Linked DNA regions of Homo sapiens: region 1 is linked to region 2. A link is an interaction called in ENCODE POLR2A ChIA-PET data of the cell type or tissue named here. Cell type or tissue: PC-3. All regions are shown on one strand. Each heading gives the region's core, and the rest is flanking DNA. Links, peaks and the distances in the headings are about the cores only.

Evidence for each region. Peaks named below come from ENCODE experiments on the same cell type or tissue, not always from the same donor. Only the 100,000 strongest peaks of a DNase experiment are listed, where the experiment ranks them.
Region 1: POLR2A ChIA-PET joins it to region 2 with 12 read pairs; 9 of 35 experiments call an interaction of 5 or more read pairs at or near these places.

The regions. Positions count from the first base shown.
Region 1 is chr1:153,797,966-153,809,854 of GRCh38, forward strand. GATAD2B (GATA zinc finger domain containing 2B) reads right to left here. Exons shown (of 11, transcript NM_020699.4): 11 at 6,760-11,889. It overlaps LOC124904425 (a long non-coding RNA gene), which reads left to right and starts at 3,556. Exons shown (of 4, transcript XR_007066633.1): 1 at 3,556-3,629; 2 at 3,752-3,859; 3 at 3,988-4,669; 4 at 4,758-5,122. In PC-3, for the core only: no CTCF peak of the experiment used is centred there; a DNase peak (open chromatin) is centred at 7,576; H3K27ac peaks cover 784 bases.
Region 2 is chr1:153,900,388-153,908,387 of GRCh38, forward strand. The region is part of intron 1 of GATAD2B (GATA zinc finger domain containing 2B); the gene reads right to left. Among named protein-coding and RNA genes, the nearest start is that of GATAD2B, 19 kb to the right of the region's middle. RefSeq lists an enhancer at 4,286-4,787. In PC-3, for the core only: no CTCF peak of the experiment used is centred there; no DNase peak of the experiment used is centred there.

The DNA of each region.
Region 1 (11,889 bases), core at 3,890-11,889, 99 kb before region 2:
AGTCTGGGGCAGGAGGGCAGGGCAGGAGGCTATGTCTCTCAAGGCTATCGAGCAGACATAGGATTCTGCTGCCCGCGGAGCAGGGAGACGAATGGCCAGAGAGCGACAGGAGGTTAGCAGGAGGAGCAGGCGCCTGTTGGGGGCAGAGGACCAATCAGAAACCGAAGGCTCAAGGGTTGCCTAAAGGAGCTGGTGTCAAGAGTAGTCTTCCCCAGGGGCAGGAGCTGGGGACCAAGGCCCCAAGCCATTCACCCCTAATGCACTCAACTGCACACACCTGGACAGGCACTTACCCTGGGCGTGCACCAGGGTGAGACAGAATTTCCCAGACTTCAAGGAGCTCACAGCGGCTAAAGAGGGGATCCTCTTTGTCAGCTGTTCAGTGCTACCAAGATCCAGGAAGTCCCCCAGTTCTGCCAGTGCCTCTGTCATTGGGCAAGTTACTTAACCTCTCTGATCCTTGATCTTCTCATGTAAATGGGGGAAATAACAGTACTCCGCACACAGGCTGTGGTGAGGGCAAAATGGGACAATCTGTGGGGCTCGCAGCCAATGTCTGGCATGGGGAAGGGGTCGGCCCGGGTGGCCCAGCCTCCCCTCACTGAACTGTCTGGCCAGGCAGGACACAGCCTCTTTGAATGAGGCCAGGAGATTCCAGGGCAGCCCACAGCCTGTACTGCAGCTTGCAAGAGGCAAATGGAGAAGGGCTGGGCCCAAAGTAGGCCTTCAATCTATAGTTGCTGAATAAGTGAATGAACAAAACACAATCCTACACCTTGAGGGATAAAGATGTGTAAGACTTTAGACCAGCCCTTGAGAAACTTTCATTTTAGAAACATTTTATCTGAGACATTCTTAATAAAGGGCATTTATGAAAGGAAAGACACGTTAAGTTCTCACATGATACAAGGTGGTAAAGAAAATGAGGATGATGGCCTATGGGAAGGCAGAGCTCTGTTTCACACGATGTTGTTCACAACTGTGCTCCCAGTGTGAGGGTGCTGCCTGGCACATGGGAGCCCCCAGTGATGACCTGTTGAATAAACTAATGAAACGGGGGAGCATGGCATAAAATGAAGATGTGATTTAGACCCAAAACAAGAGTTACTTTGGGAAAACACATCCTTCCTAAGCAGCTAAGCAGGCTGAGGTCTTAGGAGGCTGGTCATGCTTTCTGAGGGAGCGCCTCCTACTAACTTTGTGGGTGCCTCTACCTGCCCCTCAGGGTGAGGCGCCCAGGGAAGGTGGGGCCACCCACAGGGTTTGTAGGAGGAGAATGCTCTCTCCTCTCTCTCCGCACCCCCAGTCTACCAGACCTTCAGCCTGATAGCTACTTCCATGGGACTTTGGGCAGGTCATTTTTAAAATCTGTAAATTGGGGATGGAATAGCAGCTGCAAAGCACACCTCTGAGGTCTGGTGACATTTGTGGGCTGGAAGAGTGTGCTTGGAGTAGAAGTTGAGTATTGGAAGGAGGTTCTCCTTTCCTGATCCAATTTGCTTGTTTCCACCACACAGTGGGACCCCTGAGGCTGCTGCAGGAGCCAGAGATCCTGTCTGGGCCTCAGAACCTGACCCTCACAGTGCACCAGACGGCAGTGCTGGAGTGCATTGCCACCAGTCACCCTTGGCCGCTTGTCTCCTGGAGCCGCCTGGGTGCGCAGCCGCCCCCCACCCCCTTGCTGTCTCTCAGAGCCCTGTTCCCTCGTCCTATCCCAGCCTGACCCCCCAACGCCTTCTTGCAGATGGCCGCTCCATCGGCGTAGAGGGCATCCAAGTTCTGGACATTCTGGACACAGGGAATCTCATGATCTCCGACGTCTCAGTCCAGCACTCAGGTGTCTATGTCTGCGCCGCCAATCGGCCAGGCACCCATGTCCGGCGCACAGCGCAGGGCGTCCTGCTCGTGCAGGGTGAGCCCCAAGGGCCCAACTGGGTGGGGAGAGTGCTGGAGCACCCCAGCTCCCTGACAGGAGCCTGGATCTGGAGAGGGTCCAGGGCAGGAGGCAAGAGGCTGGGTCTCACGGCACCTTCCTCCATGCTATTGCCTGCCCAGCTCCCCGAGTTTGTCCAGTGGCCACAGTCCTTGTCCAAGCCTCCGGGCAGCAGTGCCATCTTCACCTGCGTGGCCCAGGGCGTCCCTGAGTCCCGTCTGGTCTGGCTGAAGAATGGGAAGGTGTTGAGTCCTGGGAATAACATCAGGCTGACTCACAACAATAGGTACTCGTGTCTCACCACTCCCCACTGCCCACTGGCAATGGTAGGTCCCCCTACCCACCCTGGGCGTCCACCCCCACCTACATGCAACACTCACTACCTAAATCTCAAAAATCCACACCCATCCACAAACCCCCAGCAAGTTACCTTCTACTTCCAGCAATTCCCCCCTCCCCCAGGAGGCTCTGCCCTGACTGCTCCATTACAGGTAATGTCCCCACACAGCCTCCTCCTCTAGGGCCACTCCACTAAGTCTTGGTGGGAAAGGGCTCCCAGTAGCTGAGTTTGTCTTTCTCTAGTACGCTGATGCTGGCAGGGGTTTCAGTTGAGGATGAGGCCATCTATCAATGCGTGGCAGAGAACAGCACGGGCTCCAACCAGGCCAGTGCCCGCCTGGTTGTGACAGGGGGCCCAGAGCCACCCCGTCCCCAGGGGCCTGCATGCCATGGCTCTCTCTACTTCTGCCATTCGAGTGTCCTGGGAGCCACCCCCCCCTCCAGCAGGGACATCATTGGCTACGTGCTGCACCTCCGGCCTGTGGGAGGTGGGTGTGGGTGGGTGGAGAGGGCTTTGACCTCAGAGCAGGGCCAGGGGCCAGGAGTCCCTGGCACCAGCCCATCTCTGCTCCTGACTGCTGATGTCCTGGGTGAGTCCCTCTCACTCTCTGAGCCCCAGTCTCCTCCATGACCCCAGACCCTTCTGGATTCTTCCCAGGCCTCTGGGCCTGTGGTTCTCTGGGCTGGCTGCCTCTGTACATGGTCTTTTGGTGCTTCCTTACTGCTTTTCAGCTTGACTCTAGGCCCTTTCCTCATCCTCATCCTCATCCTTTCTCAGCTTAGCTCCAACTTCTGTAGCTCCCTTCCCTGCTCTCCTTGGAGGCTTGGCTGGCCCAGCCAGGCACCAAGAGGGGCTTCGTCCCCAGTTTGTGAAGGTGTGGGGACGTGGCTAGTGAGAAGATGCTGCTTTGCTCCTCAGAGCCATCTGGCCCGGAGCTCCAAGAGGCCATAAGCAAAGGCACTTCTGAGCACGTCTTCTCCAACCTGGAGCCTGCCACAGCCTACACCATCCATTTGCGGGCCTACTCAGCAGAGGGTGCCAGTCAGGACTCTGCTCCCATCTTTGCCTCCACCATGGGCAGCAGTGAGTGACAGCCTCTCCAGCCCTGGGAAGTCCCTGGCCTCAGGTGGGCAGGGACTGCCAACTAGTTTGCTTGTTTTCCTCTGCAGCCCCTGCTGCCCTGGGCTTCTCCACCAAAGTGCTGAATGCCACCTCTGTGCAGGCCTCCTGGGAGCTGCCACCCCAGCTGGGGCCCATCCAAGGCTTCAAACTTTCACCGCAAGCTGCCTGCTGCCCATTTTCAGGGGCCTCTGCTCCTGGCCAGCAGTGTCAGCTCCTTCCTCTACACAGACCTGGGTGAGGCTCTGAACCTTCCTGTGCCACTCAAGGCCTGCCTTTCTCAGTGTGATCTTGCCCCAGGTACTGAGCTTCCTGGCCCAGAAATGCCCGTCCCCTTCACATTCCCCTGCTCCCGGCAGAACCGGCTGCTCTCTATGACATCAAGCTGCAGGCGTTCAATGGCAATGGGGATGGAAATAGCAGTGCCCGCTGTGTCTCATTGTGTGATGTGCCCCTGGCCACTCCTGGTAAGTGGGGTCTGGTAGGAGGGTAGTAGGGCTGGGGTCAGAGCAGGCCCCTCTGATAGGACCCATGGCTGCCAGTCTTCAGGAAGAGGGCTGGGCTTCACCTCCAACCCTGGTCCTCTCTCTGACAGATGGCACAGTGTCCACAGAGTCCAAGACTGGGTGCTCTTGCAGCCAGGGTGAGAGCAGCCCACTGCCTGGGGTTGTGGTGGGCATCCACGTGGGCCTGGCTGCCCTCATCATTTGCCTCCTCTGCCTCTTCCTGGGCTGGAGACATAGCTAAGGGCCAGGTAAGGGCTAATGTGGGAAATCTGCCAGGGAGACAGTCTGCATCACTGTGGCACAGGGCCAAAGAGAGCAAAAAAGCCCCAATCTACAACCAATCAATTTTACCAATGAGGAGACTCAGGCAGAGAGAGGAAGCCAATTCTTTTCAGAGCTGTGTGGTACCAGGGGCAGGAGAAGGCCTGCCATGAGCCGGGAAGAGAGAACTGGGGCTCCCAAAGCAAAGAACAAGGGCAGCAGAAATGAGCTAGAGCCAGTTCCCTGCCATCCAGCAGCATGAAGAGGGGTCCACCCTCTCCATCTCTGGGGAGCATGGAGCAGGAGGAGGGGTTGGGAGCCATGCGAGGCAGAGGGAGGCACCAGACAGACCACACTGCTGACCCTTCCTACCCGGGCAGCCTCCTCTGCAAACAGGAGTCCCAGGAATGCTGGGCAGTGCCTCGGACTGCCTCGGACAGAACTGGGGGCCATCAAGGCCAGACTCAGAGTGGAGGGAAGCTGGGGGAGAAGACTGAACTCACCACCCAGGTGAGGCGGATTCAGTGATGGGGAATGAGTGGGGGAAACTGGAGTGTTTGAGGCCTTGGTCCAGAGGCCTGACCTCCTTCACCCTCAGGTGACTGTGGAACAGCTGGCCTTGGCCTAGGGCCCTCCAAGTTGGCTCCCTCCGAGATGCCACTAACTCCAGATACACCAAAGAATCTACCTCACCTGTCCCTGTCACCCCAGAGTCAGGAAAGAACCAAAAGTCCCTCAGCTCCTCTCCGGGGAGGGGCAGGACTGGCCATAGTGGGAGAGAAGAGGGTGTGGTTTCTCTGTTCCTCCCAGACCTCAAGAAATGGGAGAATCTGCATCCCTTCCCCCAACACACCAAATAACCTCAAACTAAACCAAGCCCAGCTGGGAGTTACCCCCAACCCAGTTACTCCTGCCTCATAACCCCATCCAGTATATTCACCTCTTCTTGATCCAAATATGAACCTGCCCAAAGACACCTAGCTTTAAGGGTTCCCCACAAAATGGCGGCAGGGGAAGAGGCTCTGTCATCACCTCCATCTCACAACCTGAAGCCCTCCAGTCTAAAATCTGTCTCTGTCTCCTCGTGCCCAAGCTGAGCTCTGCCCAGGGACAGGCGACCTGCATTCCTTGTGGTCCGAGTGAGCAGGTGGGCAAAGGGGGTGCAGAGTTTCTTGCCCCCCTTCTCCCTACAACATGACTCTTAAATATCTGAGCTCATATGAGCTTCTCTGAGCAACCAAATACCCATTTCCCCCTTCCCAGATCCAAAGCACTGGCTCCTCCGCAGGGGGTCCTCCTTACCCATTTGATTTTTATTTTTGAAAGAGATTAGTTTGAGTCAGGGTTTTGGCAGTCTTGAATCGCCTGTAGAATGAGCACAGAGGCTGGGGAGCACTCCCCATCTCCCCTCCCTCAACTCTTGGGGTCTGAAGAGCACCTCTTTCCCACTTCTCCCTCTACCAGCCTATTGGCATCCAGAGCACCACAGTCCCTCCTTATCCAGCTCTGCCATGCTCTAAAGCCAAAGCCCCAGCCACTTCCTCAATCACTCTCTCTCCAAGGCTGCCCAGTATTGTGCCAAAAAGGGAAGGGTCTTGGGGGAAGGAAAGCCCATGGCTTAGAGGACCCCAAAACTGTCTCCTGTGCTCTTATAGAGTAATGCTAGTACCAATGACAAGACTCCAGAAAGGCTGGGCTCTGGCCCTCCACAATAGTGCCCTCTGCACAAGGCACAGCAGCAGCTGTAACTAAAAAACGTGGCTGAGGAGCAAGAGGGCTAAGAATAGCCCCAAACATCAAGTCCTTGAGGAAATGACATCCTCTTCTCTGGTTGGGCCTGGTCTAACTGCTTTGTTGGAAATAAATAACCAAAACGGAAAAAATAAATTAGGATCTGGTTAATGCTTTGGGCTGAAAGGAAAACTTGGGGGAGGGGAGTGATGAGATGGTGAGAAAGTGTAGTTCCAGATCTTTCAGGGGATGCTGCATTCAGATTGTTAAAGAACTATATTCGGTAGTTTACTAGAAAACAGCAATGTGAACCCCTGCTGGTAAATAAGGCAACCGTCTAGAGGAACAAGCATGTTACAAAAGATTATTTATTTTCTTTTATAGAGATGGGGTCTCACTACATTGCCCAGGCTGATCTCCTGGCTCAAGTGATCCTCCCACCTTAGCCTCCTGAGTAGCTATAGGCATGCAGCACTGTGCCTGGCTAAAGGATTCTGTCACTAGAGACCAGAGCAGTGTGGTGGGAAGGGCCAAGCACTGCTAGGGGACACCTTTCCCTAGGAGAGAATGGAGACCCAGCCCCCTCCCCATGATACCATTAGACCTAAAGTCATCAGATAACTAAAGTGGGGTTGGTGGCTTCCAGAATACTGGCTCCAGCTAGAGCTGGAGGGGAACAAGAACACAGAAGTAGGTCAGGGCTTTAAACAATCATCACAATCAAAGAGAAGGATACAAACCAAAGGTACTCAGTCCGTGGCTGGACTGACTAGGGAAGACAGCCATAGCTCATCTCCCAATTACCCTGAAAATTCTCCCGCCAAACTGCCACCCCCAGCCCCATAACTAAAGCACAAGCCACAGGAAAGTTTTAGAAACCATTCCTTTCTTTATTAAACATAGCTTGCAAGTGATAAATATTACAAAGTTTTTTTTTCTTTTAATCCTTTCTCCAAAAATTAGCTTATTATTTGAATCTGTCACTGCTGAAATGCTCAGCAGCATCTGAAACAGATGGGAGTGTATTTGCCTTTTTGAAAACCAGTTTCTATTGGTCTTAGTTTTTTCATTTTATTTCCCAAACACAATGCAGAAAATCAGAATGAGTTAAAAAAGAAATAAAGGAAACTTAAAGAGAGTTGTGCAAAAGGGTCTTGTTCCCCTCCCACCCACCCTATTCAGGGAAGGCCATTCCCCATCCCACCTCCCTGCTCCCCACCCCCCAACCCCAATCTATCCTTTCACCTTCACCAGGGCTTCACCCATCACCCTGTACCCTCTCCAGGCTTTATCAGCCCAGAACCTAAAGAAGAGAGTAGGAGTACTCAGCCCAGGCTGTGGGGAAATTGGGCCCCTGAAGGAGACAGACTGTGAAACAGCTGCCTTTAGCGGGGTTCAGATGAAATCTGAGGAAAGGAGACAAAATGTGGGCTGTGTCTGCGCTCTCCTATTTTATCACCAAGATGGGGGAAAAGTTACACATCCTGTAGCTCACAAAGGGAGTAAATAACTAAAGCACCAACCTGGGGCATTCAATTGTCAACCACCCTTAAGGGCTCTGTGGTTGGCTGTGAGATGGGGCTTGAGGCCTAGTCCCCGCCCTCAGATGACTAGAGGCATAAAGGCAAAGATGTCACTGGTCTGATGCCCTGGACATGACTCTGCTGCCTCTCCCAAATCAAGGGTAACCATAGAGGACTGGCAGTTCTCCAAGAGCATTGTCATACACATAACCACTTCAACGCGAGTCACTTTCAGTTCCTCCCTGGTTTCTGGGCCCAACACTTTCCTCACCTCAAGTTGTTTTTTGGTTTTGGCAGGTGAGAAGTATAGAATTTTAAACTTGGTGGCCAGATGATCCCCCTCTTCACTTCACAGATAAGAAAATTGATACTCAGAAAATTAACTCTACCAAAGATCATATAGCAAGTTAGTAGGAGACCCCAGGTCTCCAGATTGTAGCCCCCTCAACCCCTTTTGTGTTGGTGGTTCTTTTTACTCTACAAAGTCCTGGACCAGGAGGTCTTGGCTTTCACAGGAGCTCAGCCTCACCTCGGTTCACGCAGCCTAAGGCTGTGCAGATGGATGTGGCTCTCACTAGGTGAAATTTCCTCAGGATGACTTATTAAAATCCTTTCTATCATCCCCTGACAATCCACCCTCAAAGGCCCATAAGACTAGGTTCTTTCTTTTTTGAGGAGGTGGGGTGGGGGAAATCCCTTGCATAAGAAAGCTTGACACTGAATTTTGTTATATAGGTATATTGTATATATGCTGATGCAATCAGAGGAAAAAAACAGTGCAAATACAATTACAATTCATAATAATACTTGGTTTCGATGCCCCCGGGAACTGCCCCATTCCTCGGCTACCTCCCAGCCCCCAGCACTTCCCCACAGTATCAACCTAATGCTGGGGGATAGGGAGGGTGGGCAGGTTAGGGTAGGGAGTGGGCTCTGCCAAGGCAGTGCTGGTGACCCGGAGGGACTACTCCAGGGTGGGGAGGCAAGGCACAAATTAGGGGTGGGTGGTGGGGGAGGTGGCATCTCTAAGGAGGGATGGGGTTGGAGCAGCTGCCAGTCTCAGTGTGCTGGGCCCGGCCCACTCCCCTACCCACCCTCCACAGCCCTGCCTCCCTACCCCCTCCCCTTCCCCAGAAACCCTTTTGCACGGATCATACACAAACGGGCACATTACAAAATGACATAACACAGTTTCACAATATCCATGGCTAGGGCTTTTTTTTCTCTTTTTCAGGTTTTTTTTTTTTTCTACACAATGTACAATTCCTTTTAAATGGATCAAGAAATAGCTTATATACATGAACGAGTCCTTGTTATAACATCTCGGCAGCAAATATCATAAGCTAATGAAGGTCTTGATGGAAAGGATGGGAGCCTAGGACGGGGGTGGGGGTAGGGGGTGTGGAGAGAAGGGTTATGCCTTCTGGAGGAGTGGGGAGAAAAGGGAATGATTAGGGAAAAGGAACAAAAGTAAAATATCAAGAAGCATCTTTACAAAGCAGTTCTATAGCTAATTCCTTTTAAAGGGGAAAGGAAAGGTAACCAAAGCAGGAAAACATTTATCTCTGTGTCTTAAAAAAAAATTGTCTACCATACATATATCCAAAAATGTGGGAAAAATACTTATTCCAGGGAGAGAGGGAGTTCAGATGCTGTGGTCAAATTATAAAATAAAATCGACAAATAAGAACCTCTGTCCCCTAGTTTTACTCAAGCCTTACCGCTATTCCACCCATTTCAGGCTTCCAGGGAGTAAGACACCAACCTTAAAATACTGCTTTTAGTGCCTCTGGGGATGGAGGAAGCCAGGCAGAACTGGTGGGATCCTCACTCTACTAATAATGCTCCAAACAGAGGGTCTTTCCTCCTGTCCTTAGGGCATGAGGTTTAGTGTCTACACGGCCCAGAGCCTGGAGATGGATAGTAACAAGTAGACTTGGAGGGACACAAGGCAATCAGTGATGAAAAAAAAGAGACGGAGAATTGAGGAAGACAGAAGGATGAGGAAGGAGGAGGGAAGGGAGGAGGTGGAAGGTTAACACTTTACCATGATTAGGGAGACCTCACCTCCATCACTAATCCCTGGGAAGAGTATGAAAATGGGGAGAAGAAAGGGTAAGAAATCAAACCTCAGCGGTTGAACAAAGGGTCACCGAGCTATACTAGTCAAGAAGCAGCTTCTATGTAACTGACCCTGAGGGGATAAAAACAGGGAAGATTCCACCATCTCCCCTGTGACCTCAGCACCTAAGCAGGCACTCGACTATAGGCTTTCCTTCTCCATGATTCCCCAACTCTATACATCTTACTTCCAAACCCCATTCTAAGGTGGCCTGGCTCCCAGGGAAAGGACTCAGCTCAGGGCAGGGCAGGGACAGCCCCCAGCCAGACGGTATTGCACATTCTCTGTTCCTTACTTTTAATCTCAACTGACAAACTTGGGCATCTCGTACCTCTGAGCACCTCTGAGCTTGGGGAGAGGGAGACGTAACAGAAATGGCACTTCATCATGAGGGAGGGAGGAAGAGGCTAGACAGACATGCCACAAGGCAAGATGACTTGTGGGGAAAACATTTTTAAAAAAAGCTTCCAATTTTGTGGAAGAGAGAAAAGCAAAACCAAACAATTTATCCAGTGCTTTCAAAGCACAGAGGGCAAAGAAAAGATGTAAGAATATATCTTTATATATATATATATAATTTTAAAATAATCCCAGACCCAGTTCCATTAACCCCCCTCCCTCTCCCACCACTTACAGTCAGGGGTACCACATTCCCCGGAAAAATACTCAAAAAACCCAATCACTACCTGTTACTAGCATCTAGCTTCCAGATCATTTCACCACTGGGGGAGCCCAGACACTGGCTGCATCTCTGCTCCTTTAAGTGCTCAATGAATTTGGGGTAAGGGAGGAAAGAAAAAAGCCAGGAAGGCCCGTAGGGCCAGTATAGTCACCCACAGTGGCACTGGGGTGTGGGGAGTAGAGGCCAGAGTAGGGGAACTGAGCCTGATTTTAGCTCTTTCTCCCACCCCACCTCCAAATTTTATGGGGAAGGTGTGCAGTTCATGTGTGTGTTAATTTTAAAAGTGCCTTCTTTAAAAAATTACTTAATTTTAAAAAATAAAAGTGGGGAAACTTCCTCAGGTGACTTTCAAGGGCAAAATATTAAACTTCTCCTCATTCTTCTCTGCTGAGAACATTCCCCCCAGTGCACTCTGGCAGCTTCTGGAGCCAGAGAGGCAGGTGGGTGTACACTATGAGAAGAGCAGAAACCCGTACCTTTAAGGGGCTTCCCTTACTTCAAAAACAGCCTGGTCCACTCCGTCTTCCCACAGTGTGGGCAAATGGGATGCTAATCTCCCCAGTCCCCAGAACAGCAACATTGCACAATTCAATTCATTCTCTACATTAGTAGCGCTTAAAAAAAAAAAAAAAAAAAAGGCAAAATTAATATCATTCTGGGGGCGGGCGGGGGGCAGTGGGAAGCAACTATTTGTACAGCAGAGGTCCTAAGCTGGTTTTGCCATGAGCTGTTTGGCTTTGAGCAGTTGGTTCTGCAGCTGGTGCAGCAGAGTAAGGACAGGACTCCAACCTGATTGTGTACCCCCAGCCTCTCATCTCCTGGCACTCAGAGGGTGAAAGAATAGGCAAATATGCGAATCTCAACTGTTGGAAGAGAAATCCTTTCTTTCGTCTAAGTCTATTTCCTCCTGTTGTCACTTGACTCATTTATGTCCACCCAACTTGTGGGACACCCAGCAAACAGCCTTGGAACAGCCGTTCCTCTGTATTATAGATGGGGCTATGGTTAGAGGGGATAGATTAGAATTTTTAAAAGCAGGGTGGGGTGAGGGAGAATTTTACAAAGAATACAAGATGAAATAATTTTGGGCTGGTTGGCCTGGAATAGACTTCCGTGTTCCCAATGGGGTCAGGAGATCGGTCTTATTTCCCCAAGATACAGAAAGGCAGGACCTAGTTTCAATCCTCCCTGGCTCATAATTGAGCCCATCTTCATACCTCTTTCTTCCCGTCTTCTATGGGTAAATTCCAGAGTGGTTGAGTTTTAAGCTCCTCCCCAGGCTCTTTCCCCTCATTCTTAGAGCCCAACTTCAGTACCAAACACTGCCACCCAAATTGTCCAGCCCCCAAACACCCACAGGTAGGGTGCTATTCGTCCTTCTTTGATACCCCCCACCCTGCGCCCTCCTCCGGTTAAGTGCATTCAAAACTTCTGCCCCTAACACTCCTAGTCATGTCCTACTTGGCAGCTGGGACCCCTACTGCAATCTGCAATGCTCGTATCATTGAACTGAATGTCATTTGTGTTTACAAAAAAAAAAAAAAAAAAGGAAGAAAAGGAAAAAGAAAAAGATTGGTTGAGTGGGGGAAGGTTTAACCGTCCACTGAACAAAGGGAGGACACACAACATCATTAAAAATGGTAATAATTATAGCATAAAACAACTTTAGAAA
Region 2 (8,000 bases), core at 1-8,000:
CCAGCCTGGGCAATAGAGACTCCGTCTCAAAAAAAAAAGAAAAGAAAAGAATAGCTTGAGTATCCAGTAATATGACCATTAATCTGGGACCAGAATTCACCTACATCACAGACTGGCAAGCTTATTTTCTTTTTCTTTATTTTTTTGAGACAGGGTCTTGCTCTGTCACCCAGGCTAGAGTACAGTGGTGAGATCACAGCTCACTGCAGCCTCAACCTCTTGGGTTCAATCAACCCTTCCACCTTAGCCTCTCCCAAGTAGTTGCAACTACAGGCGTGTGCCATCAAGCCAGGCCCAGCAAGCCTTTTCTTTAGCCAGATAGTAAATATTTTAGGTTTTGGAGGCCTTAACATCTTTGTTGTGACTAGTAACTCTGACATTGTAGCAGCATGAAAACAACCAAAGACAATATGAAAAAAAATGAGCATAGTTATTTCCAATAAAACTTTACTTATAAACACTGAAATCTGAATTTCATGTAATTTTCACATGTCACAAAATAATCTCTTGATTTTTTTTCAATCATTTAAAAATCATAAAAACTGGCCAGGCGTGGTGGTTTACACCTGTAATCCCAGAACTTTGGGAGGCCAAGGTGGGTGGATCACTTGAGGTCACGAGTTCGAGACCAGCCTGGCCAACCTGGCAAAACCCCATCTCTACTAAAAATACAAAAATTAGCCAGGTGTGGTGGCCTGTGCCTGTAATCCAAGCTACTCAGGAGGCTGAGGCAGAAGAATCCCTTGAACCCGGAAGGCAGAGGTTGCAGTAAGCCGCCATAGTGCCACTGAACTCCAGCCTGGGCAACAGAGCAAAATTCTACCTCAAAAAAAAAAAAAAATTTATATGTTTGTATGTTAAGGCTGAGGCACAAGAATCGTTGGAACCCAGGTGGAGAGGTTGCAGTGAGCCAAGATCATGCCACTGCACTTCAGCCTGGGTGACAAAGCAAGGCTCTGTCTCTAAATAAATAAATAAAACTATCACATCTCCAAGGCAAAATGAGAATCAGGAACTTTAATAACGAGAGTGATGCGTAGAGGGGAAGTGCATTAGAGTTAAATTTATTCAAGATGAGACTTCACTGGACAACACCATTTTGATACTTCCATGAAAGTTAACTAGCTGATTGATTTTTCTTTGGTTAAAATGTCCAACTGCGCCCGATGGCTCACACCTGTAATCCCAGCACTTTGAGAGGCCGAGGCAGGTGGATCATCTGAGGTCAGGAATTTGAGACCAGCCTGGCTAACATGGTGAAACCCATCTCTACTAAAAATACAAAAATTAGCCAGGCATGGTGGCGTGTACCTGTAATCCCAGCTATTTGAGAGACTGAGGCAGGAGAATCACTTGAACCCAGGAGGTGGAGGCTGCAGTGAGCCACGATCGTGCCACTGCACTCCAGCCTGGGAGACAGAGCAAAACTCTTGCTAAAAATAAATAAATAAATAAATAAATAAATAAATTAAATAAAATGGCCCTGGTGTCTACAGCCATACCACCCTGAACGTGCCCGGTCCTGTCTAAAATGGCCTTGGGGCAACAGGGATAATCAGGAGGAGAGCAGGGGCCAATCAGACTCCGTCTCAAAAAAAAAAAAAAAAAAAAGGCCGCGCACAGTGGTTCACACCTGTAATCCCAGCACTTTGGGAGGCTGAGGCAGGCGGATCACCTGAGGTCAGGAGTTCGAGACCAGCCTGACCAACATGGAGAAACCCCATCTCTACTAAACATACAAAATTAGCTGGGCATGGTGGCACATGCCTGCAATCTCAGCTACTCAGCAAGGCTGAGGCAGGAGAATCACTTGAACCCAGGAGGCGGAGGTTGCGGTGAGCCAAGATTGCGCCACTGCGCTCCAGCCTGGGCAACAAGAGCGAAACTCCATCTCAAAAAAAAGAAAAAAAGAAAAAAAAAAGAATTTTCAGGATTTGGTAAGCCTATCATACTTACAGCCAAGGTGTAAAAAGTGCTGAATGAGGGTATAATTCCTACTTAAGGGGTACTTGTTCCTAATATGCAAGTTACTTAATTTACAAACATATTATACCTAGTATTATAATTATTGTATTCCTTTTTTTGAGACAGGGTCTCACTCTTGTCACCCAGGCTCGAGTGAAGTGGCTCAAACATGCCTCAATGCAGCCTCAACCTCCCGGGCTCAAGGGATTCTCTTACCTCAGCCTCCTGTGTAGCTGGGACCACAGGCACATACCACCATACCCTGCTAAGTTTTCTTATATTTTTTGTAAATGGGGTCTCACTTTGTTGCCCACTCTGGTCTCGAACTCCTGGGCTCAAGCAGTCCTCCCACCTCAGCCTCCCAAAGTGTTAGGATTACATGTGTGAGCCACCAAGCCCAGCTGCAGTCTTTTAATACATGTAGTCTTTAGTCTACTGACTGCATCTTCTTGTAATTTATCTTTATATCCTCTAACGTACCTATGTTTATATCTTTTACATACTACTTTACATAGTAGGCATACAAGAAATGTTATGTGGAGGCCTTTGCAGTTTCCCACAACCAGCAGATTTAAGTGGTTACAGCCGGCCGCGGTGGCTCACGCCTATAATCCCAGGACTTGGGGAGGCCGAGGCAGAGGGATCACAAGGTCAGGAGATTGAGACCATCCTGGCTAACACGGTGAAACCTGATCTCTACTAAAAATACAAAAAAATTAGCCGGGCGTGGTGGCGGGCGCCTGTGGTCCCAGCTACTCGGGAGGCTGAGGCAGGAGAATGGAGTGAAACCAGGAGGCGGAGCTTGCAGTGAACCGAGATCGCTCCACTGCACTCCAGCCTGGGCGACAGAGCGAGACTCCATCTCAAAAAAAAAAAAAAGTGGTTACAAAGTAAGCAGCTCTGACAAGCAGGACAAGAGACCAGACCCAAGTTTTCTCTCTATCAGAACAATTAACTATCATTTTTCGAGACAATAGGCCTAAGACAGAGAAAAGCATCTGGAATCTTCACTCCAGAAATTGGAAAAATAAACTCATATCATTGCTCAGAGCCCTGGATTTTCTGCCATAGTTTGAGATTCAGGATTACAGATGAAATTATAAAATAAGACTTCATGAACTAGGCAATCAGCATTCCTAAACTAAGTTTAAATACTTTAAAGTACTTTTGAGTACTAGTAGTACTCAAATTGTTCAATGTTAACAAAATAATAGCGATGAAAATCATTAAATAGCAGAATTGTAAGCAACAGGAAAAGTACAGAATTTCTGTTAACAGGACATATTACAATATACCTAAATACTCTTTACCATATGCCTAAATATTCTTTCCCAATAAAGTTCTAACATTGGCCAAGTGTGGGGCTCACACCTGTAATCCCAGCACTTCGAGAGGCTGAGGCGGGCAGACAGCTTGAGCCTAGGAGTTGAAAATCAGCATGGGCAATATGGCAAATCCCCTCTCTACAAAAAATACAAAAAATTAGCTAGGTATGGTGGCACGCACATGTGGTCCCAGCTACTTGAGAGGTTAAAGTGGTACAATCACCTGAGTTCGGGAAGTGAAGGCTGCAGTGAGCCGTGACTGCACCACTGCACTCCAGCGTTGGCAACAGCATGAGACCTTGTCTTAAAAATAAATAGATATGCCAGGCCCGGTGGCTCACGCCTGTAATCCCAGCACTTCGGGAAGGTAAGGCGGGTGGATCACGAGGTCAGGAGTTCGAGACCAGTCTGGCCAACATGAAGAAACCTCAGTCTCTACTAAAAATACAAATATTAGCCGGGCGTGGTGGCAGGCATCTGTAATCCCAGCTACTTGGAAGGCTGACGCAGGAAAATCATTTGAAACTGGAAGACAGAGGGTTCAGTGAGCCAAGATTACGCCACTACACTCCAGCCTGGGTGAAACACTGAAACTCCATCTCAAATAAATAAATAAATAAATAAATAAATAAATAAATAAATATTAGCTTGTATATGTATAAAGAAACTCTAATATGATAGAAATGGAAAAACAGTGATGGGGTTTAAAACTAGGAAGTTAAAAGACAGTGACAAGAAAGTTTTCACTCTATATCTTAATTTTTTAAAATGTGAAAACAAACTTTAAAACAAGAAGAAAGTGCTCCAACCATAACAAAATGATTCATTTATAAGAGCAAAGATGTATGGAGCAACATAATTTTTCTTTTTGTTTTTCTTTGAGAGACAGAGTCTCGCTCTGTCACTCAGGCTGGAGTAGAGTGGCATGACCTCATCTCACTGCAACCTCCACCTCATGGGTTCAAGCAATTCTCCTGTTTCAGTTTCCCAAGAAGCTGGGACTATAGGCGTGTGCCACCAGGCCCAGCTAATTTTTTTTTTTTTCTCAGACAGAGTCTCTTGCTCTGTCACCCAGGCTGGAGTGCAGTGGCACATCTCGGCTCACTGCAATCTCCGCCTCCCTGCTTCAAGCAATTCTCCTGCCTCAGCCTCCCGAGCAGGTGGGATTACAGGCGCCTGCCACCACATCTGGCTAATTTTTCTATTTTTAGTAGAGACGGGGTTTCATCATATTGGTCAGGCTGGTCTCGAACTCCTGACCTCAGGTGATCTGCCTGCCTTGGCCTCCCGAAGTGCTGGGATTACATGCATGAGCCACCGCCCTGGCCCTAATTTTTGTCTTCTTTAGTAGAGACGGGGTTTCACTATATGTTGGCCAGGCTGGTCTCGAACTCCTGACCTCAGGTGATCTGCCTGCCACAGCTTCCCAAAGTGCTGGGGTTACAGGCATGAGCCACTGCACCTGGCCAAGAGCAACACAATACATAAAGAAAAATACCCAGCCTGACCAATATGGTGAAACTCCGTCTCTAATAAAAATACAAACAATTAGCCGGGCGTGGTGGCAGGCGCCCTGTAGTCTCAGCTACTTGGGAGGCTGAGACAGGGAGAATCTCTTGGACCCGGGAGGTGGAGGTTGCAGTGAGCAGAGATCACGCCACCGCACTCCAGCCTGGGTGACAGAGCCTGACTCGGTCTCAAAAAAAATAAGAAAAATACAGTGATTCAAGGGCCTAGGTGAAATAAAAACTATCTATAACTGAGCAGAATCCCATTCAGATTTTTAGCCCAAAGTAAAAAACTATGTGAAAAGAAAAACCCATCCTAAAATTCATATGGCATCTCAAGGAAGCCCAAACAGCCAAAACAATTTTGGAAAAAAAAAAAAAAAAAAAAAAGAACAAAGTCAGACGACTCATTCTTCCTGATTCCAAAACTTACTACGTAACTACAGTAATCAAAACAGTGTGGTAGCCCGGCATAGTGGCACCTGCCTGTAATCCCAGCTACTCGGGAGGCTGAAGCAGGAAAACTGCTTGAGCCCAGGAGTTTGAAACCATGCCTGGGCAACATAGCAAGAACCAGTCTCTCAAACAAAAAAAAAAAAAGCCGGGTGCAGTGGCTCACGCCTGTAATCCCAGCACTTTGGGAGGCCGAGGTGGGCAGATCACCTGAGGTCAAGAGTTCGAGACCAGCCTGGCCAACATGGTGAAACCCTACCTCTACTAAAAATACAAAAATTAGCTGGGTGTGGTGGCATACATCTGTAATCTCAGCTACTAGGGAGGCTGAGACAGGAGAATCGCTTGAAACTGGGAGTCGGAGGTTGCACTGGGCCGAGATCACGCCACTGCACTCCAGCCTGGTGACAGAGGGAGGTTCCCTCTCAAAAAAAAAAAAAAAAGCTCCCCTCCCCCGCACCCCACACACACACACACAAAACAGTGTGGGGCCAGGCGTGGTGGCTCATACCTGTAGTCTCAGCACTTGGAGAGCCAGAGGCTCTCTTGATCTCACTTGATTTGAGGTCAGGAGTTCGAGACCAGCCTGGCCAATATGGTGAAACCCCATCTCTACTAAAAAATACAAAAATTAGCCAGGTGTGGTGGCGTGTGCCTGTAGTTCCAGCCACTCGGGAGGCTGAAGCAGGAGAATCACTTGAATCTGGGAGGCAGAGGTTGCAGTGAACCAAGATTGTGCCACTGCACTCCAGCCTGGGCGACAGAGCCAGACTCTGTCTTAACAACAAAAAATTAACACAAAATATTGTTCTTTTACAAGTTGCTGTAACACATTTACAGCAATACAAAAATGATACAATACAAAAAGTAAATTTAAAAAAATGAGAAAAAACACAAAATAAATGAAAGACTAAACAGAAGAGCTAACACTCTTAGATGCTTCATGATGTTGGACTTGACAATGATTTATTAGACACCAAAAGCACAGGCAAAAAAGGAAAAAAAAACAACAGATAAACTGGACTTCATCAAAATTAAATTTTTTGTGCATCAAAGGACACTACAGAGTGAAAGGGCAACCCACTGAATGAGAATCATATATGTGGATAATGGATTAAAATCCAGAATATACAAAGAACTCCTACAACTTAGAAACAAAAACAACAACAAAAACCCAATTAAAAACTAAGCAAAGGATCTGAATAGACATGTCTCCAAAGGAAATATACGAATAGCCAATAAGCACCTGAAAAGATGATCAACATCACTAATCTTAGGGAATTACAAATCAAAACCACAATGAGACAGCACCTCACATCCACTAGAATTCCTATTCAAAAACAAACAAACAAAAAATAATAACAAGTGTTGGCAGGGACGTGGAGGGACTGGAACCTTTGTGCATTGCTGACAGAAATGTAAATGATACAGTTACTGTGGAAAACTGTAACAATTACTCAAAAACCGAATTATCATGAATTATCATGATCTAACAATTTCAATTCTGGATATATATCCTATACGCAAAACAATCGAAAGCAGGGACTCAAGCAGATATCTGCCCAGTCATGTTCACAGCAGCCTTGTTTGCAACAGCCGAAGGCGGAAACAATCCAGATATCCACCAACCGATGAATGGATAAACAAAATGAGATATTTACATACAAAGGAATATTATTCAGCCTTAAAAAATGAAATTCTGATACATGCTACAACATGGATAAATCATGAAGATATTTTCAGTGTAATAAGCCAGACACAAAAGGACAAATGTGGTATGATTCCATTTATATGAAGTACCTGAAGTAGTCAAATTTATAGAAACAAAGTAGAATGGTGACTGCCAGGAACTGCGGAGAGGGGAGAATGGGAGTTATAGTTCAATATATACAAAGTTTCAGTTTGGGAAGATGAAGAAGTTCTGGAGATTAATGCTGGTGTTGGTTACACAACATCAATGTATTTAATGCCACTAAACTGTATACTTTAAAAGGGTAAATTTTTTTTTTTTTTTTTTTGAGATGGAGTCTCGCTCTGTCACCCAGGTTGGGATGCAGTGGCGTGAGCTCGGCTCACTGCAACCTCTGCCTCCCAGGTACAAGCAATTCTCCTGTCTCAGCCTCCTGAGTAGCTGGGACTACAAATGCCTGCCACCACACCCAGCTAATTTTTTTTGTGTTGTTTGAGATGGAGTTTTGCTCTGTCACCCAGGCTGGAGTGCAGTGGCATGATCTCGGCTCATTGCAACCTCCGCCTCCTGGGTTCAAGCGATTCTTCTGCCTCAGCCTCCTGAGTAGCTGGGATTACAGGCATGCGCCACCACGTTCAGCTAATTTTTGTATTTTTAGTAGAGACTGGGTTTCACCATGTTGCTAAGACTGATCTTGAACTCCTGACCTCATGATCTGCCTGCCTTGGCCTCCCAAAGTGCTGGGACTACAGGCGTGAGCCATCACGCCCAGCCTAAGATGGTAAATTTTATGTTATGTACATTTTAACACAAACACACACTCACGCACGCACACATCTATGTGCCAGGTTTACCATTATCTTTTTTACAAGAATGACTAACAGGCTGGGTACCATGGCTCATGCCTGTAATCTCACCACTTTGGGAGGCTAAGGTGGGAGGACTGCTTGAGCCTAGGAGTTTGAGACTAGCCTGGGCAACACAGCAAGACCCCATCGCTATAAAATTTTAAAAAATGAAAAGTAAAACATAACTAACATTTACTGGACATTTACAATC